Regions from separate parts of the Mus musculus genome. Here region 2 is linked to region 1. A link is a contact called in ENCODE POLR2A ChIA-PET data. All regions are on one chromosome and are shown on one strand. Each heading gives the region's core, a stretch centred on a gene start or an enhancer-like site at or near the end of the contact. The rest is flanking DNA. Distances are from core to core; before and after follow the strand shown. Region 1 holds the start of Smtn (smoothelin). Region 2 holds the start of Rnf185 (ring finger protein 185).

What was found. ChIA-PET counts read pairs that join two places held with the same protein, here RNA polymerase II (POLR2A).
Region 2: POLR2A ChIA-PET joins it to region 1 with 15 read pairs in embryonic stem cell. The contact joins the promoter of Rnf185 here to the promoter of Smtn in region 1. POLR2A ChIA-PET finds 5 or more read pairs at or near these places in 2 of 5 experiments (Patski and embryonic stem cell).

The regions. Positions count from the first base shown.
Region 1 is chr11:3,537,438-3,540,928 of GRCm38, forward strand. Smtn (smoothelin) reads right to left here and starts at 1,855. Exons shown (of 20, transcript NM_001284427.1): 1 at 1,675-1,855. Gm11946 (a long non-coding RNA gene) reads left to right here. Exons shown (of 6, transcript XR_001780145.2): 3 at 1-2,278; 4 at 3,003-3,204; 5 at 3,334-3,491.
Region 2 is chr11:3,451,383-3,454,873 of GRCm38, forward strand. Rnf185 (ring finger protein 185) reads right to left here and starts at 1,574. Exons shown (of 7, transcript NM_001290472.1): 1 at 827-1,574. 8430429K09Rik (RIKEN cDNA 8430429K09 gene) reads left to right here and starts at 1,055. Exons shown (of 4, transcript NR_028317.1): 1 at 1,055-1,358.

The DNA of each region.
Region 1 (3,491 bases), core at 605-3,104:
TGCAAAAGGCAGACATGAGTTAGGTTGCTGAAGATTTTGTAGAAATCTCGGTCCCCTGGGGTTTATGCCTCTGTTGCCCTCTTTAGCCCATAAGCGTTCATGTCTTTCCTGTCCTACCCTGACATGTGGCTCCTGGCTGGGAACTGTCCTCTGCCCCAGGGTATTTTGCTGAAGAAAAAAAAAAAAAAAAAACCTCACCAAACCAAGAATAGGTGTTTCTGTTTCAGCCTTACCAGCTTGGCTGCCAGTCTGCCCTGTGGTCTAAGTTGACATCCTGACTAAGCCCCACACAAGAAGGGCCTGTACCTAGATGGAGAAGAGGACTCAGCAAGGCCCACCAAGCCATGCTTACCACCAGGGGGTACACGCCAGTCTCTAGTTACCTGCCATACCCACTCACCTCTAGGGGCCACCGAGCCTGCCCCTCCACCCACCTCCACAAGCTGGGCGTCTGGCTGTGGGCTGAGCCCATATCCAATTCTTACTAAGACTGTCATTCCCACAGGTATGGGAGCTACCTGTGTCTGGCAGTTCTTGGAGCCAGCCTTCAGTTTTGACTCCTTTCCTCCCTGATGTCAGCAGACCTGACCTTGGGGAGCCAGGTGTCCCTCTCTCCCTGTCCATTCACACACTCAGAATTCACTCACAGTTCACTTTCCAACTGGAAGGGCCTTGGGAAGCTGACCCACCCAACCTCTGGACTTCAGGCAAACTGAGAGGATGGGAGATGGTCAAAGATTCATCACAGGGGGTCAGAAAAACTCAGACTCAAAGGGCAGAAAGAACCTAACACAAATCTTGGTGACTTCTGCCTTCTGAAGTCCCCTTCCAAGATGCTGCCCAAGACTCCAGGCTGTTTGTTTCTTGTTCAACCACTGACCGTCAAAATGGATTCCTAAATCTGGTGCCAGTCTCTAGCCCAAATCACTCCTTCCTGGAGTCCCCAGTGTCTCTGGAATTTGTGGTTCCATGGTCTAGCACACCTGGATGTTTTGCTAATGTGGTGACTGAAATGGCCTCTGGACCCCCCACCTCCATTGATTCATCCCGAAATCATCCACTCCCTCTCTACAACAGTCACTTGGTGTGAGTCACCCCATCCGGTGAATGGGTCTGGGGGAGTCCCAGTGCGCACTAGTTGGAGTTGGAAGGCACTGCTAGAGTCTTTACCTCCTAGTCTAGATACTCTGTCTGGGGTAACTACCCCTCCCCAGTGCCCAATCTTAAGTATTGTGGACATGCTATGCTTCTTCATGTTGGGTAAGGGTGTTGTTAGTTCCAAACCTAGGTGATACTCGGGACTGTCTGCTCAGAAATTCCTGCCACTGCTTGCCACCATTCTCATGGCTTCATGCTACAGAGTTTTCAGTCCTGGGGATTGTTAAGGCCCTGCGAGAGATGGGTCAGGATCTGGGAAAGATTCCTCGAGGTATCAGCTCCCTATAGATTAGTGTCTCTGGGGATCGAGAAGCCTCTTCCAAGTCCATAGAGTCTCTTCAAGACTCTTTCCCCAGGGTCTCAGAACTTCAACCATGTGTCTTTGGAGTTCTCGTGATTTGGCTAGGGTTCCCGGACCTGGGAGTTTCAGAATCCCTGTCCAGACATCCAGGTTTCACACCCCCTTCCCCGGACTCATCCGGACTCCTAGAGTAGACCCGAGATCCTCATACCCACCTCTCAGTCCGGCCCGCCGTTCCGGCGCAGTTTCGTGTTAGTTTGGTCGGGACCCGGTAGATGCAGTAGAGACCGGCAGACCGACGGGAGGAGCCGCAGCCCAGGAGCCCAGGCCGGTTCAGCAACGTACCCTGGACTCTGCTGCAGACGCCTGTCCCGCGGCGCCAGCCAGATGGCTGGCTCCGCCCTGCCAAGCTGTCCCAGCCAATTCTCTGTTGAGACACGCCCCTGCTCTGGTCCCATTGGGAAAATTCAATTTTTTAGGACCCGCCCCCAAAAGACTCCAGCCCCTCACTGTACAGGCATGTTGGGTATTGTAGTTTTGGGGACTGCTGTTGCGAGGTCCTAGACATCCTCGGGTGGGCTTCACCAGGATACAGGCTCTAAGCCAAAGTCCGGAATGTGCCACAAACCGGGCAAATAAGTATCTTGGGATCCTGTAAGCCCTGAGCGGTCCTGACAGCCCCTCCCTGCCCTCCTTTTTGTTCTTGAGACCACATCCTTTCTCCGGACTCCACCCACTAGGCGCCTTAGTACACAGACTGCCCAGTCAACTCAACGCTCAAAGGGCGCTTTCGGGACACCTGGTCTGTGCCACCTCAGGGTAAGGAGACTGGGTGACCAGCAGCATTTTGACAATTATTGAGTCGCCCAGGACATCTGAGATGGAGCAGGATCAATCATATCGTACCTTCCTTGCTCATATATGTAGCATGCTCTCCCAAATTCTTTAAAGTCTGCCTCTGAGACCCCCGAAGTTCTAAATAGGGAGTATGAACCTCGCAACTCAACAAATGGGGGAAACTGAAGATCCCAAGGAGACAATACAAAGAGTCAACCAGGAGACCCAAGAGCTCAGACCCTGGAGGGAAAGCTTCCCTGTCATCCTGGAGGCTGTGGAGCCGCCCTACTGGTCTTGCCTAAGAAAAAAGTAGGGTGGAGCCTGGGCAGATAAAGTCTGGAGTCCAGCTTGATAAATAAAAACTGTAAATCAAATAAAAACCATAAAAGCACCAACGTATTTCTTGTGTGTGTGTGTGTGTGTGTTGTGTGTTGTGTATCAGATTATAATATCCATAACAACTTAATGAGATTTGACTGTTCCCTTATACAGATGAGACAAAAGCCTATGGGTAATGGAGTCGAGGTTCATCCCACCTAGCAGGGATTCTAATCTCTGCTAACACTATAATGTGGAACTGAGGTAGGGCTGAGCTGGCTCCTGTAGTCTCTCAGAGAGCTCCAACTCAGATTTCTCCAAGACCAACCTTTACACACCCAAAGAGAGGACCTGTGTCCATTTAAAGTCTTTTTGTTTCCTCCCACAGCCCCAAGAGGTGGTCCTCTCACCTTATATATTGGAAAATAAGACCTAGAGAAGGAAGCCCCTTGCGGGGGAGGCAGAAGAAATGCGCCAAACCGACGAAGACGCCGGCTGTGGAGGTTTCCTAGTCTTCCCTACCTGAGTGGGAAGCCGATTGCTCCAGTGAACCGCCTGCTCGCGCTGGCTGAGATCAATGAATGGCCGAGGTGGGTGCCTGTTTCCGGGATTGTCTATTTAGCGCTGTGCGCCCTCACCCTACCGCTTGTCAGGCCCTGGCCCGTCTCCAGACTGACCTACCTTGCCTTTTTTTTTTTTTTTTTTTTCCTTCTTGCCAGGGATGGTGCCATGTAAAAAGGTATCTGGTAGTGGTGGTGATGGTGATCTAGGCATCAAAGGGCGACCCCGTGCAAGTGGTGAGAACTTTATAATGTAGGCAGGGAAGAGAAAACGTCCCGTGAATGTACAGCAGGCACTGAAAGTCAGATTGCCAAGA
Region 2 (3,491 bases), core at 324-2,823, 86 kb before region 1:
CTAGAACCTACCTATTAATCGTAGCTGTACCTCTTTCAGCTACAAAGATCAAGCAGGAGGCCTCTTTGCCATAACTCCCCCACCCAACCCCCACCCCCACCCCGCGCCAGCTTTTAAAGATAGTTAGTTATTCTCCTCCGGCGTTCTTTCCTAAGCTAGAAGTTTCATAGAATCGAGCCGGCTCCAGCTGCCTCGAATCGAGTACCGCATTCACAGCGGGACCGCACTTCGGATGAGCAGGCTTCAAACACGAGTAGGACTCCAGAGGAGAACGTTCAAAATAAGGTTTCCTAGGATCCAGACCCAGATTCGAAACAAGCTGTGGGAAAAGCCCAGGGCTGGAGAGCCGGCATCCCGGAGGGTTTCGGAGCAGGTGCTGTGGAGGCCCACGCTTTTGAGACAGCTGTGCCCGGTTGTACAGCTGTGGGAACTAGGTTCAGGGAGGTCAAAGACTTGGCCTCGAACGCACAGTGAGCTGCAGGCAGCGAACTCAAGTCCAGGTCTCCTACGCTTCACCCCAAATCTGTTCACCGCATTCCTCATCTTTCCACTCCACCAAATCGCCACCCACGAGAGAGGCGGTCCCGCCCCCGAGGCTACGGGAGTCAGGACGAGCCCCGTCTGGAAGGGGAGCTTGTGCGCACCCTTCTTTCCCTTTTCTGGGGCCTTAGTTTGCCCAATCTGTACCCACGGATGCCAGTCTGACCTTCCTTCTGGGACCTGGACAGAGCCAGACTGGATGACTCCTGGCCCTTGGCTTCAGATCCCTGAGCCTGGGAAGGGGGTCCCATGCCTCCCGGGCCCGCCGTCCCAGCTCGTCACCTACCTGCCGCCGCGGTAGAGCGAGCGCCAGCGACGCCAGCTGTCCGTTCCCCCGTCCCGGAGTAGCCGAGCCAGTCTTAGAGACGCGTCAGTCAGAAAGATTGAACCTCCGACCCCTCCTACCGGGAACTTGGTCACCTGACGCGGAGCCGCCTCTAGTAGAACAACTTCCGGTTCCAGCCGGAAAAGGCTGGTGTGCAGCGCTGCTCTCCGGCCCAGGCGCCCGGCTGGTAAGTTCCGCCCCGGGACAGGAAGGGGAGGGCGTCTGGTCTTTCCGTAGGGTTTCCTAGCGCTGGAAGAGGAGGGAAGGCAGCTCGGTGGATGGGCGAGCTCGCCTCGCCCGCGTGAAGACGTGGGAATAAATATGTGCGTACCCGCCAGCTAATCATAGCATTCATTCGGGTGATGGGTCAGAACTTCAATGTCGTTTTCGAAGCAGGCTTGGGATACATGGGACCGTGTCGCAAAAATAATGGGCGGATGAAAAAGCCAGTTCTAGAAATACCAGTTTGGAATGCCTTGTACAAGAAAGTAAGGTCAGTGGTTGTTCTGTTTTATAAAGAAGAAGAACAGGAGGAGGAGGCATGGGAAGTGGAGTAGGAAAGGGAGTAGAGAATGAGGAGAAGGGAGAGAGGCCGGCCAGGAACGCGTGAAGAGAGAGGGCGGAGGGGGAAGGGGGCAAAGAGTAAGGGAGAGGAGGGGGCGAACAGCCCCTTTTATAGTAAGCCGGGCATACCTCGCTGTTGCCAGGTAACTGTGGGGCGGAGCCTAGAAGGAATGCTAACAGTGGTGATGGATGAGAATGTGCAAAACGACCCAGGAGCTCTCTTGAAGACTCTACTAGCCAAATCTGTGAAATTTCAGTATCAAAATAATAAAGGTAATAAGAGTATAACTAATTGGAGCCCATGAGATGGTTCAGAGGTAAAGATGTTTGCTGCCAAGCCTGTCAACTCTAGTTCAGTCCCCAGAAACCCAGCGGTGGAAGGAAAGGAGTCTGGCAAGTTGTCATCAGACCTTCACATGTATACAGAGACACTTAATAAATACATGGTAATTTATTTTAAAACTAATTAGATGAACTTGTAACCAATGAGGGATTGTTTTTTTTTTACAGTAGCAAGTGCATTTATTATATTTAAAAATAACTAGAAAAATTGGTGTTTTAGCTTTCCATATATAAAAACATGTGAGTCCAGTGCAACAGTGCTCAGTGCAGGTGAGTGATTTTGCTGTGCAGCTCCTACAAAGCTGCATAGCTGTGCTGTTGCAGGGGTGGGGGGAGTGGGGGGTGGAGAGCCGGCACACCTCATTCTGTAGAACAAGAAGGGACTTCCGTCCTGCCTCGGACAAGCAGTAGCAGTAGCATTCCTGTGTGTAAGCTGAGGTAGGGCTGGCACACCGGCCTTGTATCCTGTACTGGATGGCTTTCAGCTTCTGCTTGCCAGTGTGAAAGCCCAAACGCCAGATGGCAGGTGAGCCTGCATCCTCTCCCCAGAGTCCTTGACCTTATCAATCTCTAGCTCCACCTGTGGGGGACCTGAGGGATCGGTCAGAATACTCCTCCTCCTTCTGTTCCTGGAAAAAGTAAGATTCTTTGGGGGGTTCTTAGTATCATTAATACAAGAATTTAGAAGAGACTCAAAGGAAGCTCAGGACAACTTTATTAGAGTTTGAAAAAAGCAATCAAGGCTAGTTGAAAACTCTAACAGCTGCCAGAAGATGGAGAAAAGGTCACACCTTTTAAACTAGGCATGGAATAAAATTAGACAACTTATCAAGAAATGGAAAAGGACAGGTGGTATTGGCGGTGCACACCTTTGATCCCAGCACTTGGGAGGCAGAGGCAGGCAGATCTTTGTGAGTTCCAGGACAGCCTGATCTTCAAAGCAAGTTCAGGACAGCCAGGGCTACACAGAGAAACCCAGCTCAAAAAAACAAAAACAAAAAACAGAGAGTAGGAGGAAGGGAGGGAGAGAGAGGGAGAGAAGAGAGGAAGGAAGGGAGGGAGGTGAAAACGGGCTGGAGAGATGGTTCAGCTGTGAAGACGGGGAACCAGAGGACCCAGGTTTGATTCCAAGGAACCACACACATAGTGATTCACAACCTTACCTAACTCCAGTTTCATGGGATCTGATACCCTTTTCTGGCCTCCCTGGGTGCTGCATGAACATGTGAGTATATATGCTTCTAGACAAAACATTCATACATATAAAAAAACAAAACTACCCAAGAATGGAAGTGGGCTAGTAAGCTGAGCAAAGTCCCTAAAAAGTATCCACCATACTGGTGCATGGTCTCTTACAGCCCTTTCTCTACAAACTGACTTCCTGTCCATGTTAATCTTGATGTATCTTTTGTTGTTGCTATTGTTGTTATCTCCTGTTACATTGGATCCCAGTACAGTTTACCAGGCTGAGTCAGGACAAGACCTGAGTCCCTACCTTGTCCCTGGGGAGCTGTGCTAGCCAAAGGCAAAGCACAGTGGACTGGCTTGCTGGAGGTCCTGGGGACTCCTCAGTACCCTCTGGGGACTTCTGGCCATTCTAATCACCGAGGGACCAAAGGCAGTTAGAGTCCTGAAGCCCCTTCAGATGACTTGGGGTCGTGCTTACACTGCCAGCAGTTCCAGCTGCTAGGACCTATATCCTGATTTCCACCCGCTGACA